2 separate regions of the Homo sapiens genome follow, and region 2 is linked to region 1. The links are chromatin loops, found by intact Hi-C in ENCODE. Cell type or tissue: CD4-positive, alpha-beta T cell. All regions are shown on one strand. Links, peaks and the distances in the headings refer to the core of each region. The heading gives the core; the rest is flanking DNA. Region 1 overlaps KCNN1 (potassium calcium-activated channel subfamily N member 1). Region 2 has its middle 14 kb from the start of MAP1S.

Region 1 (10,662 bases), core at 1-5,000:
TCATACCCTTCTCGTGCGTGGGCCCAAGCTGGTCATTCATGCACCAGCCACGGCCTAGTTATCTCGTTGAGCCAGGCGATGGATGGCCTTATCAGAGGCTGCCAGGACCTGGGGCTCCTCGGCTATGCACAGCGTCGTCTCCCCAGGAGCCAGGCCTCCTCGCCCCACCCAGGGCTCAGCATCTGCCAAGTAAATGCCTGTTGCTCCCAGCACCCAAGCCCATGGCCTCCAGGGACCTTTCTGATTCTACTTGTGTCTGGAACCCTCCCCTGTAGCCCACCCCTGAAGGGTCTCTCTGACCCCTGGATGTCACCAAATAACCCCTCCTCCTGACGTCCCCATGGCTCCTCCATGGAGTCCCTTCCACCAAGTCCAGGTTTTTTCTCACTGCAACCTCCACCTCCTGGGTTCAAGCGATTATCCTGCCTCAGCCTCCCAAGTAGCTGGGATTACAGGCGTGCACCACCACACCCAGCTAATTTTTATATTTTTAGTAGAGACAGGGTTTCACCATGTTGCCCAGGCTGGTCTTGAACTCCTGACCTCAGGTGATCCGCCCGCTTTACCCTCCCAAAGTGCTGGGATTACAGGTGTGAGCCACTGTGCCCAGCCAGTCCGGTTCTTTACTTTGGCCTAGGGGATTTCCAGTTTGAATGCACCATCCTTCCTCGCAGTGTGGTCCCAGGTAGGTAGATTCACCTCTCTGGGCCTCAGTTTCCCCCCCATCCCACCATGGTCAAGTTCTGATGAGGAATCAGTGTGGTAATTGACATCATCACATTCTCTGTAGACAGCAGGTGCTCAATACAAATCTCACAAAAACCCAAATGACCTTCCTCACCCAGGTCACCTCCCCCATGGGCCCCGCTGGGGCCTGGCACACAGTGGGTGTCCATCAACGCGGTTGGTTGAAGGGGAGCGATGCTTCTGGCCAGGGCTGGGCCATGCTGTCTGAGGGATCTCAGCGCCAGGTGGGGCTGGTACAGGTGTCCCTAGAGAGTTGTCCCTCACTGAGCTCCAGCCCAGAGGGAGAGAGGGCTTCTAGGCTAGGATTCTAGGCTAGGCCGGTGATGGGAACAGGTTTTTCTGATTCCCACATTCATCTTGGTACCCAGGGCTGGAGGTCTACCTCCTGGGACATCACCAGTGCCTTCCAGCCATGCACACAGGCAGCCACTAGGCGGGTCCTGCTTTATTCAGAACCAGCACGGACCCCTCCCCGGGCTGCTCCATGCCCACCGGGGGCCTGGGGAGAGTCGGGGGACCAGGTGACCAGAGGAAGCTCCGGGCTCCCCTGCCCTCACCCATGGTCCAGCCCTGCCCTCTGCCTGGGCAGTCTGGGCGGGGCAGGCCTCAGTCCACTCAGCCTGACTCAGCGTTGGCTTCTTGAACTCCAAGAGGCGCCACTGTACAAGGCTTCCCGGAGGTGGCGGCCACACGATGGCCAAGATTTAGGGGTCTGGTGGCGGGCAGGGCCGTCACCCGCAGTCCGAGGGGGCCACGGGCGTCCACCGGCAGGGGGAGCTCCGGGCTGCCTGGTCTTGGGGGCCGGGGCCGGGCCTGGGAGGCAGGGGAGGCGGGGGTGGGCGTATGGCTTGGGCGATGAGGCCAGGCAGGGCCTGTAGAGAGGCACCCAGCGCATCCAAGCGGCTTTCCAGGGTGGCCAGGCGGGCCTCCAGCTCCTCGTGCTGAGCGTGCAGCTCCGATACAAGGTCGTACATGACGGTCTGGGTCTGCGGGAGACAGAGAGGGGCAGGAGAGAGGCGCCGCTGAGTGAGAGAGGAAAGGACGATACCACGACACCAATGACAGAGAGGGACAGCCCACACGCTCCAGGTGGGTGCCAGCCACTAATGGGGCCCGTGTGAGGGGTGGCTGGGAGGATACCCCCAGCCCCAGAGGTCCCTTGCTGGGCCCAGGGAAGGATTGGAGAGTGGATGAGGGGAGAGACTGGTCTTTTCTTTCTCTCTTTTTTTTTTTTTTCTTTGAGACAGAGACTCCCTCCGTCACCTATGCTGGAGTGCAGTGGCCCAATCTCGGCTCATTACAACCTCCTCTTTCCGGGAGGCGCCCAGCCTAAAAGACAGGTCTTAAATGCCAAGCTCAGCTGGTTGTGGTGGCTCACGCCTGTAATCCCAGCACTTTGGGAGGCCGAGGCAGGCGAATCGCCTGAGGTCAGGAGTTTGAGACCAGCCTGGCCAACATGGTGAAACTTTGTCTCCACTAAAAATACAAAAATTAGCCGGATGTGGTAGCGGGCACCTGTAATCCCCGCTACTCGGGGGGGATGAGGCAGGAGAATCACTTGAACCCAGGAGGTGGAGGTTTCAGTGCGCCTGAGTGACAAGAGGGAAAATCCGTCTCAAGAAAAAGAAAGCAAGCAAGCCAAGCTCAGGGCTGGCAGGCCTGGGAAAGGCCTAGTGAGGTTCTGGGGTGGGGGGACATGCCCAGAGCTGCCCTGGGGGTCTAGTGGCCACAGGGCACACATAGCCACAGGCAGTGCTCAAGTGGTACCCACAGACCTGGGGGATGTTTGGGGCTGACGTTGCTCCAGGCTGGGGAACAGCAGGAGCGTGGGGACATGGCTGCCTAGGAAGAAGAGGAGGGGGGACCCTGTTCAGTCGTGAACTGCCACCCCTCCCATTAGGCTGGGGAGGGGACAGGGGTCTAATGACGAAGGTGACTGCCCTGAGAATCTGACGCAATCACAGACTGGGAACACGACAGCCACAATTACTGTTACAGCAGCCAGTGGGGCATCCCTACCACCTCAACTGCCCGGTTCTGGCACTGTCCCCCTATGGGCAGGGGAGGCCGGCCAGGCAGGGACAGTCCTGGGTGCAGACACCACTCTGGCCACCAGGTGGCACTAGAACATCACTCCACGGCTCTGAGCGCAGCTGGGTCAGGACACCGGTTTGCCACCCCGCGGCGGCCTCCGTGGGAGGATGGAGGCAGTGGTGGAAGGAAGACAGGACAGGACGAGGTGCCCACCCCAGCTCCTCTGTCCTCTCACACCCAGCCTCTTCCTCCCAGCTTCCTCCACTGTGCCCCCTACCCTTTTCCCTCCATCAGTGCAAGGCAGACCCCACTCCGAGTGCAAACACCTTGTGGGGGCCTCCCCTCCTAGCACCACTGACCTTACCCTGGCCTCTCTCAGGCACCACAGTCCCTAGAGCCAGAGGGTGACATCTGGAGGCCAGAGCAGTGTCCAGCCTTCAGGTGGTTCTTTTTAGTCTTTTCTGAGGTTTAAAATTTTTATTTTTATTTTTATTTTTGAGACGAAGTCTCGCTCTTGTTGTCTAGGCTGGAGTGCAGAGGCATGATCTCGGCTCACTGCAACCTCCACCTCCTGGGTTCAAGCGACTCTCCTGCCTCAGCCTCCCAAGTAGCTGAGATTACAGGTGCCCGCTACCACACCCGGCTAATTTTTGTATTTTTAGTGGAGACAAAGTTTCACCATGTTGGCCAGGCTGGTCTTGAACTCCTGGCCTCAGGTGATCCGCCCACCTTTGCCTCCCAAGGTGCTGGGATTACAGGGATGAGCCACTACACCCAGGCTTAAAATTTTATTTTTTAGAGACAGAGTCTTGCTCTGTCTCCCAGACTGGAGTGCAGTGGTACAGTCACAGCTGACTGCAGCTTTTACCTCCCAGGCTCAAGTGATCCTCCCACCTCAGCCTCCTGCTAATTTTTCTATTTTTTTTTTTTTTTTTTTGTAGCAATGGAGTTTTGCCATGTTGCCCAGGCTGGTCTTGAATTCCTGAGCTCAAGTGATCCCCCCTCCTCAACTTCCCAAAGTGCTAGGATTACAGGCATGAGCCACTGCATCTGGCCTGATTTTCTTAATATTTTCCTTTCTCTACCATACCTTACTGTAAGAATACAGTATATATACACAAAATATATGTGAATCAACTGTTTATCAGTAAGGCTTTTGGTCAATGGTAGGCTATCAGTAGTTAAATTTGGGGTGAGGGGGCGTCAAAACTTATATGAGGCCGGGCACAGTGGCTTATGCCTGTAATCCCAGCACTTTGGGAGGCCAAGGCAGGTGGATTACTTGAAGTCAGGAGTTCGAGACCAGCCTGGCCAACATGGTGAAACCCCATCTCTACTAAAAATACAAAAAGTAGCTAGGCGTGGCGGCATACACCTGTAATCCTAGCTACTCAGGAGGCTGAGGCAGGAGAATACCTTAAACCTAGGAGATGGAGGCTGCAGTGAGCTGAGATCGCACCTCTGCACTCCAGCCTGGGCAACAGAGTGAGACTCTGTCTCAAAAAGAAAAAAAGAAGTTATATGGGAATATTTGACTTTTAAGGGGTCAGCACCCCATAACCCCCATGTTCGAGAGTTAACTGTATATCTTCAGGGGTCTAGAATATGTTTTTCTCTCTGTAAGATTCTTTTCTGGGTGCGGTGGCTCACGCCTGTAATCCCAGCACTTTGGGAGGCCAAGGCGGGAGGATCACTTGAGCTCAGGAGTTTGAGACCAGCCTGGGCAACATGGTGAAACCCCATCTCTACAAAAAATACAAAAATTAGCAGGACCTGGTGGTGTGCGCCTGTAGTCCCAGCTACTCAAGAGGATGAGTTGGGGGGATTGCTTGAGCCTGGGGAGGTTGAGGCTGCGGTGAGCCATGATTTTGCCACTGCACTCCAGCCTGTACCACAGAGCAAGACCCTGTCTCAGAAAAAAAAAAAAAAGAAGATTCCCTTCCAAATTAAATTTCTTGTAGGTTAATATTAAGCTAGATTGCATTCTCTTCCTAGTGATGGAGGAAGTGAGTCCAAAATGCACTGGGGACAAGAAATAAAATAGAATGGGACTTAACATTTTCTAAAGATAACATGAAATTAGCCTCAAGCTGACTGATAGATCAGGGGATGTAGCCACTGAGCAAAAGCTATTTTCTGAAACTATGTCATTGGTCAGAAGGGAATTCAAATCAGTGTTGCAAAGATCTCAAGCACTTGATTAATTGCAACTGGTCCAGTGACACATCTTCCAGTGGAAGAATTCAAAAAGTGGGAAATGGGCTGGGCACGGTGGCCCACGCCTGTAATCCCAACACTTTGGGAGGCTGAGGGGGGTGGATCACTTAAGGTCAGGAGTTCGAGACCAGGCTGGCCAACATGGCGAAACCCCGTCTCTACTAAAAGTACAAAAATTAGCCGGGCATGCTGGTGCATGCCTGTAATCCCAGCTACTCTGGAGGCTGAAGCACGAGAATTGCTTGAACCCGGGAGGCGGAAGTTGCAGTGAGCTGAGATCACGCCACTGCACTCCAGCCTGGGTGACAGAGCAAGACTCTGTCTCAAAAAATAAATAAATAAAGCTAAAAAAAAAAGTGGGAGATGACTTGATATTCGAATCAACACACAGATCCATGTATAACACAAACTGATTTCTTTCTTGCTTTTTTTTTTTTTTTGAGACAGGGTCTCGCTCTGTTGCCCAGGCTAGAGTGCAGCAGAGTGATCATACCTCACAGCAGCCTTGACCTCCTGGGCTCAAGTGATTCTCCCGCCTCAGCCTCCCTAATAGCTGGGACTACAGGCACTCACCACCATGCCTGGTTAATTTTTTTATTCTTTTTGTACAGATGGGGTCTCTCTGTGCTGCCCAGGCTGGTCTCAACCTCTTGGGCTCAAGTGATCTGCCTGCCTCAGCCTCCCAAAGTACAGGGATTATAGGCATGACCCATTGAACCCAGCTGGCCCCAATTTCTCTTGCAATCAATTTAAATTTCCTGACAGATGTTTAATTGCTATACAAATTATACAAAGCTTTCTCCCAAGGCTATCATTTGAATTTATACCCATAGCAAAGGAATTTTTTCTCTTCCATTTCAGATCTTGAATTGAGGTGGTATGCCTAAATCTAGAAATACCTCTTCACCCATTTAGCCCCCTAATTGTGTACTCTTTTTAAATTTTTAAATTATTTTTAAAATTATTATCATTTTTTTGAGACAGGGTGTCACTCTGTCACCCAGGCTGGACTGCAGTGGTGCCATCTCGGCTCACTGCAGCCTCAACCCCCCAAGTTCAAGCGATTCTCCTCCCTCAGCCCCCAAGTAGCTGGGATTAAAGGCGCCCGCCACCACGCCTGGCTAATTGTTGTATTTTTTTTGTAGAGACGGGATTTCACCATGTTGCCCAGGCTGGTCTCAAACTCCTGAGCTCAAGCGATCCGCCCGCCACTGCACTCAGCCCACAGCGGGTCCTTGTGCCCTCCTCCGGCAGGAGCTGAGCCCCATCCCATCTGCTCCGGGGCCCCACCTGCCCTGTCTGGCCCACCCTGCCCCAACCCACTCACCTTGGCTAGGTCGGTAAGCGTGTTAGCCTGGTCGTTCAGCTTCCCTTGCTCGATCTTCACACTCCGGAGCCTGTGGGGACACGGGGTTGGGGGAGGGGGTTAGGCAGGTTCCCGTGGAGGCTGCAGTGGGGGCAGGGACTTTCATGCACCCACCCGGGGTCACCTATGGGACATGCATCAGAGGATGAGGTGGGAGTTGGGAGGCCGATTCCCTGTAGTCTATTCCCTCCCAGTACACAGCCGGTGCGCCAGGGCCAGAAGTCAGCCTGGCCACCGCCCACACCACCCATTGGCTGGTCCTGTCTCCGGCCCAACTCAGGACTGCCCCAGGAAGTTGGATCCCAGACCAAGGTGAAGCCTGCACGGATCCATGGGGCAGATGTGAACCCTGCCCGCCTCTGAGGCTGGGGTTGGCATGCCCCGGGTGTACCCCCTGTCTGTGACCACCATGCACCCCCGATTTCCCAGCCCCACCAAGCCCCTGGGAGAACACTTACTTCTGAGCCCTGGCAGGACCGGGCAGAGCAGGAGAAAAATCACAAGGCAATTTTAACCTCAGCACAGTTGTTCGGCATGTACCCAACCCTGCCCACCTCCCGGGGATGCCACCCTAGGGCCCCGCGCGGGGTTCCCAGATGGCCGAGGGGCTGCCGTTGCTCTGGGGAGGTGCCCAGCCTCTGAGGGTTCTGTGCCAGCCCCTCAGGGGCACACCTGTCCTCTCACCACCACCGGAGGCGGTGTTTCATTCAGAAAACTATGCCGACACCATCTCCTGAGGGGGAAACTGAGGCTCAGAGGGGTAAAGCCACTGCCCATCCGCACCCCGGCAGGATTTGAACCCACACTTGCTACTTGGTGTTGGTGTTGGCACTGGTGACCCTGGTCTCTGGACAGCTGGCCGCAGGGGGAGTTGGTTAGTGTATGCCCTCGCCCCTTTTGACCATCCCTTTGTTTTTTTTGAGACGGAGTCTCACTCTGTCACCCAGGCGGGAGTGCAGTGGCATGGTCTCAGCTCACTGCAACCTCCACTTCCCCGGTTCAAGCGATTCTCCTGGCTCAGCCTTCTGAGTAGCTGGAATTACAAGCGCTCACCAGCACACCTGGTTTAATTTTTGTATTTTTAGTAGAGATGGGGTTTCACCATGTTGGTCAGGCTGGTCTCGAACTCCTGACCTCATGTGATCCGCCCGTCTCAGCCTCCAAAAGGATTACAGGCATGAGCCACTGCACCTGCTGGCACTCCCTTCTGTACCTAAGCCAGTCCAGGGGACTGTCTCAAAGTGATCTTGGCTCATTGCAACTTCAGCTTCCCAGGTTCACGTGATTCTCCTGCCTCAGCCTTCCGAGTAGCTGGGACTACAGGCATGTGCCACCACGCTCAGCTAATTTTTTTGTATTTTTAGTAGAGATGGGGTTTCACCATGTTGGTCAGGCTGGTCTTGAACTCCTGACCTCAAATGATCCACCCATCTCGGCCTCCCAAAGTGCTGGGATTACAAGTGTGAGCCACCGCGCCCAGCCTTTTGTACTTTTTTCTAATGTGGCTGTTAGCAAATTTAAAATTATATATGTTGCTCACGTGATATTCTAGTGGACAGCATTGTCGTCAGCATATTATGGCCTGTGGGTCAAATCTAGCCGGCCGCCTGTCTTGGAAAATAAGGTTTCTTTGGAACATGGCCACACCAGGTTATCCTCACTGCTTCCCTGCCTCAGCAGCAGAGAGTTGAAGAGTGGGACAGAAACGGTCTGGCCCATAAAACCTGAAAGATTTACCATCTGGCCCTTTACAGAAAAAGTTTGCTGACTGGCTGCATATTGGACTCAACTGAGGAAATTTTATTTATTTACTTATTTTAATATATTTTATTTTTGATTTTTTGAGACTGAGTCTTACTCTGTCGCCCAGGCTGGAGTGCAGTGGTGCGATCTCAGCTCAGTACAACCTACAGGCACGTGCCACCATGCCCGGCTAATTTTTATATTTTTAGTAGAGACAAGGTTTCGCCATGTTGGCCAGGCTGACATCAGGGGATCCACCTGCCTCGGCCTCTCAAAGTGCTGGGATTACAGGCGTGAGCCACTGCACCCAGCCATATATAGTTTTTTAAGGCAAGGCCTTGCTCTGTGGCCCAGGCTGGAGTGCAGTGGCGCAATCACAGCTCGCTGCAACCTTGACCTTCTGGGCTCAAGTTATCCTCCCACCTCAACCTCCTGGGTAGCTGGGACCATAGACACATGCCACCACACTGGGCTAATTTTTTTATTTTTGTAGAGACGGGGTCTCACTTTGTTGCCCAGGCTGGTTGCAAACTCCTGGCCTCAAGCGATCCTCCTGGCTCAGCCTCCCAAAGTGCTGGGATTACGAGGTGTGAGTCACCACGCCTCGCTTTATTTTTTAATTTTTACATAGAGTGGGGTCTCACTATGTTTCCCAGGCTGGTTTCCAAATCTTGGCCTCAATCAGTCTTCCCTCCTTGGCCTCCCAAAGTGCAGGGATTATAAGTGTGAGCCACCATGCCCAACCAAGCAGTCATTTGAGGAATTTAAATGTAAACCCAGACTGCAACCCAGACTCTACTAAGTAACTGATGTTGGATGTGGCTCTTGGGATTTTTAAAAAGCCCCCTGGTGACTTCAATGAGCAGCCAAGGATTTAGAGCTACTTTATTAAATAGTTCTCAGGGCAAAGAAACAACATAGGGAATCAAGCAATTTCTTTCTTCTTTTTTTTCTTTTTCTTTCTTTTTTTTTTTTTTTGAGACAGAGTCTCACTCTGTCGCCCAGGCTGGAGTGCAGCGGCGCAATCTCAGCTTACTGCGAGCTCCGCCTCCTGGGTTCATGCCATTCTCCTGCCTCAGCCTCCCGAGTAGCTGGGACTACAGGCGTCCGCCACCACGCCCGGCTAATTTTTTGTATTTTTAGTAGAGACGAGGTTTCACTGTGTTAGCCAGGATGGTCTTGATCTCCTGACCTCGTGATCCACCCACCTCGGCCTCCCAAAGTGCTGGGATTACAGGCGTGAGCCACCGCGCCCGGCCTTTTTTTTCTTTTTCTTTTCTTTCTTTTTTTTTTTTTGAGACAAGGTCTCACTTTGTAACCCAGCTGAGTGCAGTGGCGCAATCATGGCTCACTGCAGCCTTGACCCTGCAGACTCAAGTGATCCTTCCACCTCAGCCTCCCGAGTATCTGGGACCACAGAGGCACACCACCACACCCAGTTAAGTTCTTAGTTTTTGTAGAGATGGGGTCTCCCTGTATTGCCACGGATGGTGTTGAACTCCTGGACTCAAGCGATCTTCCTGCCTCCCAAAGTGCTGGGATTACAGGCATGAGCCACCGCACCTGGCCCAATTCATTTCTAGTTATCCTACATGATCCCATGGATCAGACCATGGATTTAACTATGAGCCTCCTGGCAGACAAAGCAAAAAGAGGAAATCGCTTCAAAGTCTAAAGGGTAAGAATTATCCTGGTTATTCCAGAGAATAAAATATACATCCTGCCACTTACTGAGTCGTGTCCATGATTTAGCAGACCCCATCATCTGCCTCCCTCTGAAGATCCTCCCATCCACCCAGCTCAGAAGATGCAGGCCCCAACCAACTGACCACCCGTCCCTGGCAGGGAGCCGTGAAGAGGCCACACAGAGCTGCGAGGGCTGCCTCCGCGCCATGTGGACACAGAAACGTGAGCTGGAAAGGTGCTGGACTTACTGATGGATGGCTTGGAGGAACTTACGCTGGTGTTTCCGAACCCGGGCTTGGTCTGGCTTCTTCACCAGCCTGGTATGTTTGTAGATGAGCCACGTCTCCCTGAGAACGTTAGCAGCGGCGTTTTTTACCTGGGGCCAGAAAAAGAACAATTCCTCAGGGTTGGCGCGAAATTCCAAAAGGCTCCAGAAATGTCTAGAATCTTCCAGAAACCTCTAGAAACTTCTGGAAATGCCTCTCAGGGTCCCTGGGCTATAAGGCAGGGCCATGCTTGTACAACAACATCTGTGCAGTGTGTGTATACCTAACACACATCACTCATGATGGGCCAGGCCCCTTCTATGCACCATGCAAATGTTTTTAATGTTTTTTGTTTGTTTGTTTGTTTGTTTGTTTTTTGAGGCTCTGTGGCCCAGACTGGAATGCAGTGGCATGATCTTGCCTCACTGCGACCTCCACCTCTCAGGTTCAAGTGATTCTTCTGCCTCACTCTCCCTAGTAGCTGGGATTACAGGCGCCTGCGATCACGCTCAGCTAATTTTTGTATTTTTACTAGAGATGGGGTTTCATCACGTTGGCCAGGCTGGTTTTGAACTCCTGACCTCAAGTGATCCGCCCGCCTCG
Region 2 (16,324 bases), core at 7,046-12,045, 290 kb after region 1:
CAAAAATTAGCCGGGTGTGGTCGTGGGCACCTGTAATCCCGGCTACTTGGGAGACTGAGGCAGGAGAATCACTTGAACCCAGGAGGCAGAGGTTGCAGTGAGTTGAGATCATGCCACTGCACTCCAACCTGGGTGACAGAGTAAGACTTTATCTAAAAAAAAAAAAAAAAAAAAAAAAGGCCGGGCACCATGGCTCACGCCTGTTAATCCCAGCACTTTGGGAGGCCGAGGCGGGAGGATCATGAGGTCAGGAGATCGAGACCATCCCGGCTAACATGGTGAAACCCCGTCTCAACTAAAAATACAAAAATTAGCCGGGCATGGTAGCGGTCCCCTGTAGTCTCAGCTACTTGGGAGGCTGAGGCAGGAGAATGGCGTGAACCCAGGAGGCGGAGCTTGCAGTGAGCCGAGATCACGCCACTGCACTCCAGCCTGGGAGACAGAGGGAGACTCCGCCTCAAAAAAAAAAAAAAAAAAAAACATAACCACTGGGTACCAATTTTTCACTATCCATTCACCTATTGGTGGGCATTTGGGTTGTTTCCAGGTTGCAGGGATAAAGGGGTTAAGTTTTCCTTGACCCTCTGAAGGTTCACAGAAAAGTCATTGCCATGGGGCCGATTGATTACTAGGAAAAAAGGCATTGAAGTTTATTTAACCTGTATATGCGGGAGCCTTCAGAATGAAGCCCCCAAGACACAGGGGAAGTTGTCCGTTTTTATGCTTTGGTTTAACAAAGTATGAGCAGCGATGTAGAAATAAGATTGGGCTGGCCGGGCACGGTGGCTCATGCCTGTAATCCCAGCACTTTGGGAGGCTGAGTCGGGAGGATCACCTGTGGTCAGGAGTTCAAGACCAGCCTGGCCAACATGGTGAAACCGTATCTGTACTAAAAATACAAAAATTAGCTGGGCATGGTGGTGGGTGCCTGTAATCCCAGCTACTTGGGGGGCTGACACAGGAGAATCACCTGAATTCGGGAGAAGGAGTTTGCAGTGAGCTGAGATCACGCCACTGCAGTCCAGCCTGGGTGACAGAGCAAGATTCTGTCTCCAAAAAACAAAGCACAAAACAAAACAAAAACAAACATGGGGCAAAAAAGGTTCAATGTGCAGAGACAGAGTGGGGAAACCCTGCAAGGCCTGTCTGTCTAGATTCTTCTTGGCTTCTCTGAGCAGCGTTCTTTCCTTCTGGGTATAGGGCAAAACCCTCTCTGGAATGGGGATCTTATGGCGTACAGTCAAACAAGGTAGGTTAGATCATTTCTCTTTTTTTTTTTTTTTTTTTTGTGACAGAGTCTCACTCTTGTCTCCCGGGCTGGAGTGCAGTGGTGTGATCTCGGCTCACTGCAACCTCTGCCTCCCAGATTCAAGTGATTCTCCTGCCTCAGCCTCCCAATTAGCTGGGATTACAGGCGCATGCCACTGTGCCCAGGTAATTTTTTTTTGTATTTTTAGTAGAGATGGGGTTTCACCATGTTGGTCAGGCTGGTCTCGAACTCCTGACCTAAAATGATCCATCTGCCTCTGCCTCCCAAAGTGCTGGAATTACAGGCGTGAGCCATGCGCCCGGCCAATTTCTTTATGGCCAGTTTTTACACAGAAGGGCAGAGGGCAAGTTAGTCATATTTTTAGGGCTTATGGCTGGCTTTGGGGAAAAGGAGTTCTGGTTTCTCTGTCCTACTTTGGGGAAAATAATTCTAGTTTCTGTGGTAACCCTGGCGGAGGGGAAGGGTCCTCGGAGACAGCGAAGAAGGTCAGAGAAAATCTGGTGTTTCTGAGACCTTCATTTTAGGGGTTTGTTTTCTGAGCCTCAACAAGGTGTTGACAATTGTGGATAAAGTTGTTGTTTTGATTGCCAGGCGTGGGGGCTCACGCCTGTAATCTCAGCACTTTGGGAGGCCGAGGCAGGAGGATTGCTGGAGGCCAGAAGTTCGAGAACAGATTGGGCAACATAATGAGATCCTGTGTCTCAAAAAATCTTTAAAGAAAAAAGCTGTTTTAAGCCTTTTTATACGTATCTTTTGGTGAATATACCCCCTGTCTCTCCGGTGAGTACCCAGGGTTGGAATGGCTGGATAACAAATATCTAGGCTGTTTCCTACCAACATTTCAGTTGTCAGATTTTTTTTTTTTTTTTTGGAGACGGAGTCTTGCTCTGTTGCCCAGACTGGAGGGCAGTGGCGTGATCTCAGCTCACTGCAAGCTCCGCCTTCCGGGTTCACGCCATTCTCCTGCCTCAGCCTCCCAAGTAGCTGGGATTACAGGCGCCCGCCACCATGCCCAGCTATTTTTTTTTTTTTTTTTTGTATTTTCAGTAAAGACGGGGTTTCACCATGTTAGCCAGGATGGTGTCGATCTCCTGACCTCGTGATCGGCCCGCTTTGGCCTCCCAAAGTGCTGGGATTACAGGCATGAGCCACCACGCCTGGCCTTTTTGTTTTTTTCTTTTAGACAGGGTCTCACTTTGTCACCCAGGCTGGAGTGCAGTGGCATCATCTCAGGTCACTGCAGCCTCTTCCTCCAGGTTCAAGCAATCCTCTCACTTCAGCCTCTCAAGTAGCTGGAACTATAGGTGCACGCCACCACACCTGGCTAATTTTCATATTTTTAGTAGAGAGGGAGTTTCGCCATGTTGCCTAGGCTCATCTTGAACTCCTGAGCTCAAGCGATTCACCTGCCTCGGCTTCCCAAAGGGCTAGGATTACAGGTGTAAGCCACTACACCGGGTCTAGATTTTTTTTTTTTTTTTTTTGAGACGGAGTCTCACCCTGTTGCTCAGGCTGGAGTGCGGTGGCATGATCTCGGCTCACTACAATCTCCACATCCCAGGTTCAAGCGATTCTCCCACCTCAGCCTCCCGAGTAACTGAGATTACAGGTGCCCACCACCATGCCCAGTGAATTTTTGTATTATAAGTAGAGATGGGGTTTACCATGTTGGCCAGGCTGGTCTCGAACTCCTGACCTCATGTGATTGGCCCACCTCGGCCTCCCAAAGCACTGGGATTACAGGTGTGAGCCACCACACCCAGACACGTTTTTTTTATTTTTATAAGAGGCAAGGCCTCACTCTTGCCCAGGCTGGAGTCCAGGAGCATGATCATGGCTCACTGCATCCTTGATCTCCTGGGTTCAAGTGATCCTCCTGCCTCTGCCTCCTGAATAGCTGGGACTACAGGTGCATGGCAACGTGCCCAGCTAATTTGAAAAAAAAAATTTTCTTTTTTTGGTAGAGACAGGGTCTCACTATGTTGCCCAGGTTGGTCTGAAACTCCTGGGCTCAAGCAATCCTCCCACCTTGGCCTCCCAAAGCACTAGGATTACAGGCATGAGCCACTGTACCAAGCTCAGGTTGTTAGATTTTTAATAGCCACCTTTCTTGTCTCCTTGCCTCGTCCTCAGGCCAACCCTATGTATCAGCATTCACTAAGCACTTGTGTTGACAACATTCCTGTTCTGGGTGCTGATGCTAGTGGTGGGGCGATTCACCTGTGGGGTGGCAGGGGGAGGACAGAGCTGCTGGTTCTGGGTGAAATTCACTCCTGCTCTGGGATGCCAGGGAGCCTGACGTCCCTTTAGTCACAAGATTTGTGTGTTAGTTTATCTTCACAACCACCTGGGGCATGGGCTTCGAGTAAACACATGTAGTTGCCTGGAAAGTGAGGGTCAGAGACATCAAGGGACAGATTCAGTGACCTGTGCAATGACTGGGATGTGAACCCAGGGGAACTGACTGTAGGCCCTGCAAGAGATCCATCCATTCATTCATTCATTCAATAAACACTCCCTGACAACTTTCCTGTGCTGGGTGATGCTGGCATACCCAAGCGGTCTCAGTCCTGGTGCCCAAGGAGACATCTGTCTGGAGGAAGATCAGCTGGACACAGATGTCCCCCATCTCTGTGATGTCAGGGCTGGGATAGAGGGTGAAGCCAGGAGCTGGGAAAGTGGGGACTATGTCTGGGGAGACAGGGAACTTATCCTGAAAAACGAGACTTTGCAACTGGGGTTTCGAGGAGTGTGTGGGAGTTTGCCAGTCAGATGATGCATTCATTTACTCAACAATCCCCCTCCCCACTACCACCAGCCAAACCCTCTGTGCTACTCTCACTCCAGCCTGGCCTCAAGGATCCTCCAGGCTCAGGGAGACAGAACCAGATACAGACTCTCCAGGTGATCATGAATGGGCTGGAAGAAGGGGTGAAAGCAGGAGGTGCCCTGGGTAGAGGAACTGGGGGCTCTGAAGGGGACCACAGGGGGTCTCTTGGGAGAAGAGAGTGTGGTTGCAATTGATTCTCACAGAGTGGAAGTTGATGGTGAATATATATTATATATTTATACATAATGTAATATATTATATGTTATATATGTAATATGTATTATATGTTATATAATATATATTATATAGTATATATTTTATATGTTATATAATATATATTATATAGTATATATTTTATATATTATATATACACTATATATTATATATTTATATACTATATACTATATATTATATATTTATATATTATATATACTATATACTATATATTATATATTTATATATTATATATACTATATACTATATATTATATATACGTATATTATATATTGTATATATAATATATACAATATATAGTATATATAATTTATATAGTATATATTTTATATACTGTATAAAATATATACTATAGTATATATAGTATATAAAATATATACTATAGTATATATACTATATAAAATATATACTATAGTATATATAGTATATAAAATATATACTGTAGTGTATATAGTATATAGTATATATACTATATATAGTATATATGATATATATAGTATATATACTATATATAGTATATATGATATATATAGTATATATACTATATCGTATATACTATATATAATATATAATATAGTATATATACTATATATTGTATATTATATATATTATATATATAAATATAATTTTTCTTTGAGATGGAGTCTCGCACTGTCACCCGGGCTGGAGTGCAGTGGCATGATCTCGGCTCACTGCAACCTCTGCCTCCCAGGTTCAAGCAATTCTCCTGCCTCAGCCTCTCAAATAGCTGGGATTACAGGAGCCCACCACCACACTCAGCTGATTTTTTGTATTTTTAGTAGAGATGGAGTTTCACTATGTTGGCCAGGCTGGTCTCAAACCCCTGACCTTGTGATCCACTGCCTCAGCCTCCTAAAGTGCCAGGGCTACAGGTGTGAGCCACCGGGCCCGGCTGAATATTTTTGTTTTGAAATATATGGCTTGGGCTGGGTGTGGTGGCTCACTCCTGTAATCCCAGCACTTTGGGAGGTTGAGGCAGGCAGATCACTTGAGGTCAGGAGTTCGAGACCAATCTGGCCACCATGAGAAACGCTGTCTCTACTAAAAATACAAAAATCAGCCAGGTGTGGTGGTGCGCACCTGTAGTCTCAACTACTTGGGAGGCTGAGGCATGAGAATTGCTTGAACCCCGGAGGTGGAGGTTGCAGTGACCCGAGATCACAGCACTGCACTCCACTCTGGGCGACAGAGTGAAACCATGTTCCCGCCACCATCCTCAGGGCTGGCTATGGGGGGCAAATGGGGAAAGAGGTGGCCAACTGGACAGGCTGGAACTGTGATAAGACTGACTTAGGTCCCTGGGGCTGTGGGGGACTATGAAATGGTGCAGTGAGCCAACATCAAGCACATACTGTGGGCCGTCCTCAGGGATGATGTACATGTCCCTTCCCTCCTCTATTCCACACACATGTATTGAGCACTCACTGTGTGTTAGACTCTGTGCCAAGCCAGCAGCGGGTGTCCCAGCCCTGCCTTCAGGATTTCCTAGCTCCTAACTGCTAGCTCAGTGCTCCTCAATCTTTGAGACCAGATTAATTCATTAATTATTCCATTTGACATACGTTTCTTGAGTACCTACTATGTGAGGCAATGGAGAGACAAAGCTATCTGAGACCCAGTCCTGGCTTCTAAGAAGCTTATAGCCTGCTTGGGAGGCAAATAAGAAAACTAATGTGATGAGAGCAGCTGACCTCCTCCACTCACTTTTGGGAGTCAGGGAAGGCTTCCTGGAGGAGGGGCCATCTTAGCAGAGAAGGGGGGATAAAGCAGTTTATCCCGGAGAAGAGGGGAAAAGGTATCTCTGGCTGTGGGAACAGCGTGTGCAAAGGCCTGCGGGGGAGATGTGTGGGAAAAATTCCAGGGAGGCTGTAGGCCAGAGGATGGGAGAGGTGATGGGAAGCTGAAATGGCCAATCAGCAAGCAAGAACGGCCTTGTAGGCGGAGCTTTTGATGTGCGCCTTCTCATTGGTCGCCAGCCGTGGTCCAGGCAGCGGCAGTCACAGGGGCGTGGTCAGGGGCTGTGCTGCATCCCAGCCACGTGGTCCAGATCCCGAGCTGGATGCGACCTACCAAAGTGGCGCGCAGTGTTGTTACCCCGGCGGAGGTGACCAACCTGGGTCCAGACCCAGTTTCCAATTCCTGCTCACGTCTGGGCCCCCAAGCAGCACCATGTGTCGACATCCAGACCCGCAGCAAGTCTAACGGTCACCAACGTCCCCGCACCTCCCTTTCTACTAATGACCCTATTGTAAAACGTGAGGTTGAGGAGTCAAGGGCACAGACACCAAGCTTGGTGGGGTTCAAATCTCAGCTCTGTCTCTCCCCAGAGGTGCGACCTCCCTGGGCCTTGGTTTCGCCATCAATTGAACTGGTAGGGTCGCTGTGGGGATTAAAAGAGTTAAAACAGCCCGAGGGTGTAACCCTGCATATGCTAAGCGCTCACCTGGTATTACTTAATTCTTGTAATTTATCATTTTATTTTGGAAATCTACTGGCTACAAGTAGCTCTCTGGCAGCTGGTAGCAATCTGCCTGAGGTCTTCCTAGGGATAGTGAACCAACCCCGGGGCTGTTTCTAGATGCATTGAATTTAACCCAAATAAAGGTGACATCCTGTGTCTGAATGTAATTAAACATCGATTCATTTGGACTTTGCAGTTCTCTTTTTGCATTTTGGAGCCAAAGTGAACAGGCCTCTGGGTCTCAAGCGTTTTCTTTCTTTCTTTCTCTTTTTCTTTTTTTCTTTCTTTTTTTGGAAACAGAGTCTCGCTCTATCCCCTAGGCTGGAGTGCAGTGGCGTCATCTCGGCTCACTGCAACCTCCGCCTCCCAGGTTCTAGCGATTCTCCTGCCTCAGCCTCCAGAGTAGCTGGGATTGCAGGTACATGTCACCACGCCCAGCTAATTTTTGTATTTTCAGTAGAGATGGAGTTTTGCCATGGTGGCCAGGCTGGTTTCAAATTCCTAACCTCAGGTGAGCTGCCTACCTCAGCCTCCCAAAGTGCTGGGATTACAGGCGTGAGCCACCGGGCCCGGTAAAGCATTTTCATAGGGCCCCAGAGTGCTTTTCAGCTGCGGGCACCAAGGGTCTGAGATAGGCCTGCCTGACAGTCCCCTTATGGTGGTCCTATAGATATGAGAAGTCAAACCCCTGAGTTGGGGTCCAGCAATGTCTCCTACTACCTGGGTGGTTTGGGCAAATGCCTTGGCATCCCTGGTCTATGGTTTTCTCACGGGTCAAAGGAAAGAGAGGCCCCACGGTGAGTGTTCTCTCCCCTCCCTACTTCAACCTCTTAGGTTGGTTGTGAGTCCACGAGGTCTCCAGCCAGTCTAGAGTGGGGAAACAGGACTTGGAGGATCAGAGTGAGTCCGGGTGTAGCCCTGAGCTAGGGCGGGTCTAGGGACATGGCTGGATCCAGTGGCGACAGCGGAGGTACTGGAGGCTGCAGAAGACAAGGTTCGTGCTGGCCCCTTTCCAAGCCAGGCCCAACCAAAAATTCATTTCACATGCTCTTAGGATACTTACATTGGACATAACACCACCTGGCCCTCAGCTCACTCCTTTGTGCCTCAGTTTCCTCATCTGTAAAATGGAAATGATGGTACCCACTTCCAGAGTTGACATATAAGTGAGATACACAGAAAGAGTGTTGAGAGGGAGCCCTTGCTTTTTTTGACTTAAAAAATATATACATATTTAAAGTAGAGGGCCTGGCGTGGTGGCTCACGCTTGTAATCCCGGCACTTTGGGAGGCCGAGGCAGGCAGATCACGAAGTCAGGAGTTCGAGACCAGCCTGGCCAATATGGTGAAACCCCATTTCTACCAAAAATACAAAAATTAGCTGGGCGTAGTGGCAGGCGCCTTAATCCCAGCTACTCGGGAGGCTGAGGCAGGAGAATTACTTGAACCTGGGAGGCAGAGGTTGCAGTGAGCCAAAGGTTGTGCCATTGCACTCCAGCCTGGGTGACAGAGCGAGACTCTGACTCAGAAAATAAATAAATAAATAAAATAAATAAAGTAGAGATGAGGTCTCACTATTGTTGCCCAGGCTGGTCTTGAACTCCTGAGCCCAAGCAATCTTTCCGCATCCCAAAGTGCTAGGATTACAAGTGTGAGCTACCACGTCTGGCCTGACTTTTTCTGGTGGGGGACGGAGTCTCGCTCTGTCCCCCAGGCTGGAGAGCAGTGGCGTGATCTCGGCTCACTGCAACCTCCGTCTCCCAGGTTCAAGTGATTCTCCTGCCTCAGATTCCCGAGTAGCTGGGACTACAGGCGCCACCACACCCGGCTAATTTTTGTAGTTTTAGTAGAGACGGGGTTTCACCATGTTGGCCATGTTGGGCTCGAACTCCTGACCTCAAGTGATCTGCCCGCCTTGGCCTTCCAAAGTGCTGGGATTACAGGCATGAGCCACCATGCCCGTGCCCTACCCACACCCGCCCCCCACCCCCCACCCGGCGCCACCTTAAAAAAAGTTTTAAACTGTCATTTTAGGAGATTTAGGGGAAGGAGAGCCAGTAGAGTGCAGAGGTTAAGGGCCTCAGCTGGGCTTCCTAAATTCAAATCCAAGCTCTGCCACTCCCCTGATGTGTGACGTTGGGTGAGCAACTTAACGTTGTTGTTCTCAGTTTCCCCATCTGCAAACTCTATTATGGGGATTAAATGAGTGCTTGTAGAGTTCTGTTCCATGTCTGGCACACTGCAGGCACATGTCAAATAAGTTAACCTCCGTCAGAGGGTCACAGAGGGTCCCTGGTTCCCCTCTGCTCCCAGCCCTGGGATGGCCTAATGGCTTATGCTGCCCCCAGCTGGCCACTCTGGGAACTTTGGGCTGAGGCCCCCTCTCTGAGTCCGGAACCTCGCCTCCATTGGGTCTGAACCTATTACGTTCCTTTGTCTGCCTTTATTTCCTGCCTCCGTCTCCTCCTCTTGACCAATCCAATCACTTTTGTTTATGATCCATCCAATCCCATCCAACCACTCCAGGCCCATCCAGTCATTTTGCAGCCTAGTGTTATTTCCACCCTACATCCCTGCAGGGCAGGGCCTGGAACTTTCAAAAGATTGATGTTGCCTTTGTCCCATTTAATTCTCTGGGAAACCATTATTATTAATTATTATTATTATTATCTGTTGTCGTTGTTATTGTTGTTGTTTTTGAGACAGAGCCTCACTCTGTTGCCCAGGCTGGAGTACAGTGGCGCGATCTCGGCTCACTGCAGCCTCTGGCTCCTGGGTTCAAGCGATTCCCCTGCCTCAGCCTCCCGAGTAGCTGGGATTACAGGCGCCCGCCACCACGCCCAGCTGATTTTTAAACTTTTAGTAGAGATAGGGTTTCACCATGTTGGCCAGGCTGGTTTTGAACTCCTGACCTCAGGTGATCTGCCCGCCTTGGCCTCCCAAAGTGCTGGGATTACAGACTTGAGCCACCGCACCTGGCAGAAACCATTATTTTTTATCCTCATTTTATAGGCGATAAGCCAAGTTTGCCCTCATCGATTTCTCTGCCCCAGGCAGCCTGACAGCTACAATTAAGTTCAATAAGAGGTCCAATCTCAGAGCCTTTGCACACACCCTGCCCTCGGCCAGGAATGTCCTTCCTCCAATTCCCTGTGCTGAGCGAGATCCTCCTTGCTCGCTGGACCCTTGACCTTGGCAAAGAAGGAGCCGCAGAGAAAAAAGGGCAAGAGAAGATACAGACAGCACCGGCATAATTAAGTGGAGGGATGAGAAGGCTCAAATCAATAGCTTTGGAATTAGCTGAGCTGTTGGCTGGAAGAAAATGGGGCACCAGAGCTTAAAAATTAATTGGATCCGAGTGCTCAATGGTGAACGTTGAAATGCCCCTTTCATCATTATGATTATTATCATCATCATTATTATTATTTTGAGATGGGGTCTCACTCTGTTGCACCCAGGCTGAAGTGCAGTGGCGTGATCTCGGCTCACTGCAGCCTCTGCCTTTGAGGTTCAAGTGATTCTCCTGCTTCAGCCTCCCAAGTAGCTGGGACTGACTACAGGCAGGCGCCACCACGCCTAGCTAATTTTTTTTTGTATTTTTAGTAGAGACGGGGTTTCACCATGTTGACCAGACTGGTCTGCAGCTCCTGACCTCAGGTGATCCGTCCACCTTGGCCTCCCAAAGTGCTGGGATTACAGGCGTGAGCCACCACACCTAACAGAAACGTCCCCTTTCAGATCAGCGCGAGATGGGCAAGGGTGTGGATCCAAACTACGTTCATTGAATGAATGAACGATTACACAGACGTCTGCATTGCAGAAACGGCCTATTCTGAGAGTTACTCCAGACCCACTTCACGTCCCAGCCTTGTCCCCCTCCCCCGCCCCGCTGCCTGCTGCCCCAAACTCTCAGGAACTCAGTCTCCCCATCTATAAATGAGCACTTGACTGTAATCCCAGCACTTTGGGAGGCCGAGGCGGGTGGATCACGAGGTCAGGAGATTGAGACCATCCTAGCCAACACGGTGAAACCCCATCTCTACTAAAATACAAAAAAAAAAAAAAAAAAATTAGCTGGGCATGGTAGTCCCAGCTACTCGGGAGGCTGAGGCAGGGGAATTGCTTGAACCCAGGAGGCAGAGGTTGCAGTGAGCCAAGATTGCGCCACTGCACTCCAGCCTAGTGACAGAGTGATACTCCATCTCAAATAATAAATAAATAAATAAATAAATAAATAAATAAATAGGCACTTGAGAGAAGAAGAGGAGCACCTATGGTAAGCCCAAGGACACTGAATTCCATGTTCCCTGCAGGTAGCATTCCTGCTGACCTGATAACAGGGACTGGCGTTGGGCATGGACAGAGTTGTAAAGGGTGGACCCCTGGGTGTGATGTCTTGGCTTTGATAGTCCTGGAAGAGCAGGGTGTCCCTTGACCTTGTATCTATGCCCTTGCCCCAAATAGCCACACCTCATTGCGTGTTGTCGACTATCCCATTGGTGTCTCCAGCCTGCATCTCCCCAGAGCTCCAGGCCTCAGTATCCAATGGCATTGGATATTTCCACTGAGTGCCTTGCAGGCATTTCACACTCACAAGGCCAAAACCTGGCTCTTAGAATAGTTACTCGCCCTGAGATCTGCCCCTTCTCCATCCTGTTGGTGCCTCCACTATCACACAGTAGCCTGGGTCCTGATTCCTGGATACGCTCTTTATTTTATTTTATTTTATTTTTTTTGAGATGGAGTCTTGCTCTGTTGCCCAGGCTGGAGTGCAGTGGCGCCATCTCGGCTCACTGCAAGCTCCACCTCCCAGGCTCATGCCATTTTCCCACCTCAGCCTCGTGAGTAGCTGGGACTACAGGCGCCCGCCACCATGCCTGGCTAATTGTTTGTATTTTTAGTAGAGACGGGGTTTCACTGTGTTAGCCAGGATGGTCTCGATCTCCTGACCTCGTGATCCACCTGCCTCGGCCTCCCAAAGTGCTGGGATTACAAGCGTGAGCCACCGCGCCCGGCCCTCTTTATTTTATTTTTTTAAGAGACAGGGTCAGCCGAGCGTGGTAGCTCATGCCTGTAATCCTAGCACCTTGGGAGGCTGAGGCAGGCAGATCACTTGAGGTCAAGAGTTCAAAACCAGCCTGGCCAACATGGTGAAAACCTGTCTCTACTAAAAATACAAAAAACTAGTGGGGCGTGGTGGCGGGTGCCTGTAATCCCAGCTACTCAGGAGGCTGAGGTACAAGAATCGCTTGAACCTAGGAGGCGGAGGTTGCAGTGAGCCGAGATTGTGCCACTGCACTCCAGCCTGGGCAACAGAGGGAGACTCTGTCTCAAACAAACAAAACAAAACAAACAAACTAAAAAAGAGACAGAGTCTCACTCTGTCACCTAGACCCAGGCTGGAGTGCAGTAGTGCAGTCATAGCTCACTGCAGCCTCCATCTCCTTGGCTCAGGCAGTCCTCCCACTGCAGCCTCCTGAGTAGCTGGGACTACAGGCACACACCACCATGCCCAGCTCATTTAAAAATTTTTGTAGAGATGGGGTCTCACTCTGTTGCCCAGGCTGATCTCAAAATCCTGGTCTCCCTCAAGGAATCCTCCCGCCTCGGCCTCCCAAAGTGCTGGGATTACAGACATAAGCCACTGCACCTGACCTGGACTCATTCTTGTCCCTTCTCTTTCCTTACCCTGCATGTTCAGTGCATCAGCAGGTCCTGCAGTCTCCGGCTCCAGAATGAAACTGAGCCTCCCTGAGCTCCTAAGGGGCCTGCTGTATCTTGTGTGGATGCTGTCCTGGCTCCCTGCCACCTACACTCCTGCCCCCAGCCATCCTTGCTCCCCTAGGGAGCCCCAGATGGATTCTTAAAATCATAAAGCAGGCCGGGAGCGGTGGCTCACGCCTGTAATCCCAGCACTTTGAGAGGCCAAGATGGGCAGATCACGAGGTCAGGAGATCGAGACCATCCTAGCTAACATATGAAACCCCGTCTCTACTAAAAATACAAAAAAATTTAGCTGGGCGTGGTGGTGGGCACCTATAGTCCCAGCTACTTGGGAGGCTAAGGCAGGAGAATGGCGTGAACCCGGGAGGCAGAGCTTGCAGTGAGCCGAGATCGCGCCACTGCACTCCAGCCTGGGCGACAGAGCGAGACTCCATCTCAAAAAAAAAAAAATCATAAAGCAGATCACGCCCTTCCTCTGCTCAAAGCCCTCCCGTGGCTCCCTATTACCCTCATAGTATAGCCCACACTCTTTCCTGTGATCAGGAGGCCTGGCATAGTCTGTATCCCTGCTGACCTGCCCCCCTCCCCGCCCCCGACTCCATCCCTCCCTCACTCCCTCCACCACGTACTGACTCACTCATGTTTATGGAGTGCCCACAGTGTTCTGATTCCGTTTTCCGTTCAAGGTGGTCACTCCCTGCCAGTGCAGTTGGGGGCATCAGAGAGAGGTCTGGGGGTGGGGAGACACGGGTTAGAACAAGACCTCAGTGGCCACTTAGGCTTGGGCTGGAGTCTCAGCCCTGTCTTGCAGAGCTGAACCCCCATCTCTTCTTCCTTCTCAGTCACTCTCTCTCCATCTCTCTGTCTGTCCATCTCAGAGTAAATTCCAGAGCCTTCTCCATCCCCTGCCCTGAGGCCCTGAATGACCTTCCCCCGCAGTTCCCTTTCTCTCTATTCTTCTTCTTCTTCTTCTTCTTCTTTTTTTTTTTTTTGAAACAGAGTCTCGCTGTTTTGCCCAGGCTGGAGTGCAGTGGCACAATCTCTGTTCACTGCAACTTCTGCCTCCCAGGCTCAAGTGATTCTCCTGCCTCAGCTTCTGGAGTACCTGGGACTACAGGCGTGCACCACCACCCCTGTCTAATTTTTGTAATTTTTTAGTGGAGACGGGGTTTCACCATGTTGGGCAGGCTGCTCTCGAACTCCTGACCTCAGGTTATCTGCCCGCCTTGGCCTCCCAAAGTGCTGGGATTACAGGGGTGAGTCACCATGTCCGGTCCCCTTTCTCTCTTTTCCTCTCTCCCCCTCACTCATTCACACAAGCCTTCTCGGCTTCTCCAACACACCAGGCACAGCCTCACCTCAGGGCCTTTGCACCTGTCCTGTGAATGCCTGTCCCTCATCTCTCTCCCTGCCTGGCTCCACCTCTTTTACATCTTGGCTCTCGTGTTGCCTCCTCCGGGAAGCAGATTCCCCCACCCCTTCCATCCCTCTCTGTCACCAGACCCTTCCCATCGCCTCATAATCGTCCTTGACTTCCTCTGCCTGCTTGTTCATTCCCACTTCCCATGCTAGGGACAATGTCGCCTGGCAGAACCTGGTGACAAGCTTAGTTCCCAGCATCCAGATGGCACCAGCAAACGCTGGCTGAACAAATTGACGTCTCATCGGTATCCGTCTACTCCATGGAGCTTTGCACAGTGCCAGGAACATCAAATGCACCCCGTAAGGACTGGGAATTTATCTGAAGACCAAGCAAGTTTGCCTTGGATTGGGGCTGCTAGAAAAAGCTCTGCCCAGCCGGGTGCGGGTACCTTATGCCTGTAATCCCAGCACTTTGGGAGGCCAAGGTGGGAGGATTGCTGGAGCCCAGGAGTTCAAGAGCAGACTGGGAAACCCGATGAAACCTCATCTCTACAAAAGTACAAAAAATTAGCTGGGGCCGGGCGCGGTGGCTCATGCCTGTAATCCCAGCACTTTGGGAGGCCGAAGGGGGCACATTGCCTGAGGTCAGGACTTTGAGACCAGCCTGGCCAACATGGTGAAACCCCTTCTCTACTAAAAATGCAAAAAAAATTAGCTGGGTGTGGTGGCGTGCGCCTGTAATCCCAGCTACTCGGGAGGCTGAGGCAGGGGAATTGCTTGAACCAGAGAGGTGGAGGTTGCAATGAGCCGAGATTGCGCCATTGCATTCCAGCCCGGGCGACAGAGACTCCATTTCAAAAAAAAAAAAAAAAACTTAGCTGGGCATGGTGGTGTGTACCTGCAGTCCTGGCTACTCAGGAGGCTAAGGTGGGAGGATCACCTGAGCCTGGGGAGGTCGAGGCTGCAGTGAGCCGTGATTGTGCCGCTGCACTCCAGCCTGGGCGACAGAGTGAGACACCATCTCACAAAAAGAAGAAAAAAAGCTCTTACCATTCATTCTCCATTCAAAAGCTGAGCTGGACAGATGCTGTGCCGTGAAACTCTTCTCATCTAAAGCCCAGATGTTTTCATCGCTGCTTTTGGCACCGGGGGTGGGCAGGTTTTGATAAGAGCAGGGTCCCTGGGGAAGCCCTGGAGCTCAGCAAGGCAGGAATGATGTGTCTGCATTTGCTGGCAGTGGTAGCCTCACTCTGCAGGTGGGGGGGTTGTACTTTTCACCAGCCTGTACATTATCTCCCATCACTTCTCTTTCCATTATTTTTCTTTGTGGGTTTCCTAGGGTGGTGGAGAGAAAGCATGAAATTGGAAGCCAAGAGAAGAGAGATGGAAAGACACAGAGAGTCACACAGGGTTTGCAAAGGCTCCAAATGCAGATGCACCTGGAGGGGAATGAAGTTAAGAGGGGGCCACATGGAGGTTGCAGTGAGCCGAGATCTTGTCACTGCACTTCAGTCTGGGTGACAAAGACTGTCTCAAAAATAAGTAAATAAATAAATAAATAAAAGAGGGGGCCGGCCGGGTGTGGAGGCTCACGCCTGTAATCTCAGCACTTTGGGAGGCCAAGGCAGGTGGATCACGTAAGGTCAGGAGTTCGAGACCAGCCTGGCCAAGATGGTGAAACCCCGTCTCTACTAAAAATACAAAATTAGCCAGGTGTGGTGGCTCATGCCTGTAATCCCAGCTACTTGGGAGGCTAAGGCAGGAAAATCGCTTGAACCTGGGAGGCGGAGGTTGCAGGCTGAGATGATGCCACTGCACTCCAGCCTGGATGACAAGAGGAAAACTGTGTCTAAAAAAAAAAAGAGGGGGCCACAGAGAAGAGAGGGCAAGAGAAGACAGAAGCAGCATGGCATAATTAATTGGAGGGAGGAGGAGACAGCTCAAATCAATACCTTTCGAATCAGCCGAGCTATGCTGTTGGTGGGAATGAAATGAGGCACCAGGGCTTAAAAATTAATTGGATCCAAATGATCAATGATGAACGTTGAAACATTCTCTTTCAGAATTGGAACAAGGCAGGAATGCCTGTTAACATGGTGCTGCGCATTTTACTAAAGAAAACAAGAAATGAAAGTTCTGAGGAGTGGAAAGGAGGAATTAAGGGTGTCTTTAGGCCTGGCACGGTGGCTCACGCCTGTAATCTCAGCACTTTGGGAGGCCAAGGCGTTCGAGACCTTGAGGCCAGGAGTTCGAGACCAGCCTGGCCAATGTGACGAAACCCCATCTCTACTAAAAATACAAAAAATAGCTGGGCGTGGTGGCTTGCCTGACCTGGACTCACTCTTGTCCCTTCTCTAATCCCGGCTACTCGGGAGGCTGAGGCAGGGGAATTGCTTGAACCAGGGAGGTGGAGGTTGCAATGA

Evidence for each region. A loop is a pair of places that touch in the nucleus more often than their neighbours do. Peaks named below come from ENCODE experiments on the same cell type or tissue, not always from the same donor. Only the 100,000 strongest peaks of a DNase experiment are listed, where the experiment ranks them.
Region 2: a loop joins it to region 1, with 5 times the contacts of the local background. A loop is called at or near these places in 2 of 110 quality-filtered maps.

The regions. Positions count from the first base shown.
Region 1 is chr19:17,989,223-17,999,884 of GRCh38, reverse strand. KCNN1 (potassium calcium-activated channel subfamily N member 1) reads right to left here. Exons shown (of 10, transcript NM_001386974.1): 7 at 10,042-10,169; 8 at 6,823-6,831; 9 at 6,326-6,395; 10 at 1-1,733. The coding sequence ends at 1,479. Among named protein-coding and RNA genes, the nearest start is that of ARRDC2, 14 kb to the left of the region's middle. RefSeq lists silencers at 2,734-2,983, 8,271-8,565 and an enhancer at 2,598-3,099. In CD4-positive, alpha-beta T cell, for the core only: CTCF peaks have their summits at 1,397 (motif pointing right), 2,652 and 2,855 (motif pointing right); DNase peaks (open chromatin) are centred at 84, 1,394 and 2,884; H3K27ac peaks cover 396 bases.
Region 2 is chr19:17,696,898-17,713,221 of GRCh38, reverse strand. No RefSeq gene overlaps it. Among named protein-coding and RNA genes, the nearest start is that of MAP1S, 14 kb to the left of the region's middle. RefSeq lists a silencer at 11,636-11,863. In CD4-positive, alpha-beta T cell, for the core only: CTCF peaks have their summits at 8,960 and 9,159 (motif pointing left); a DNase peak (open chromatin) is centred at 9,211; H3K27me3 peaks cover 230 bases.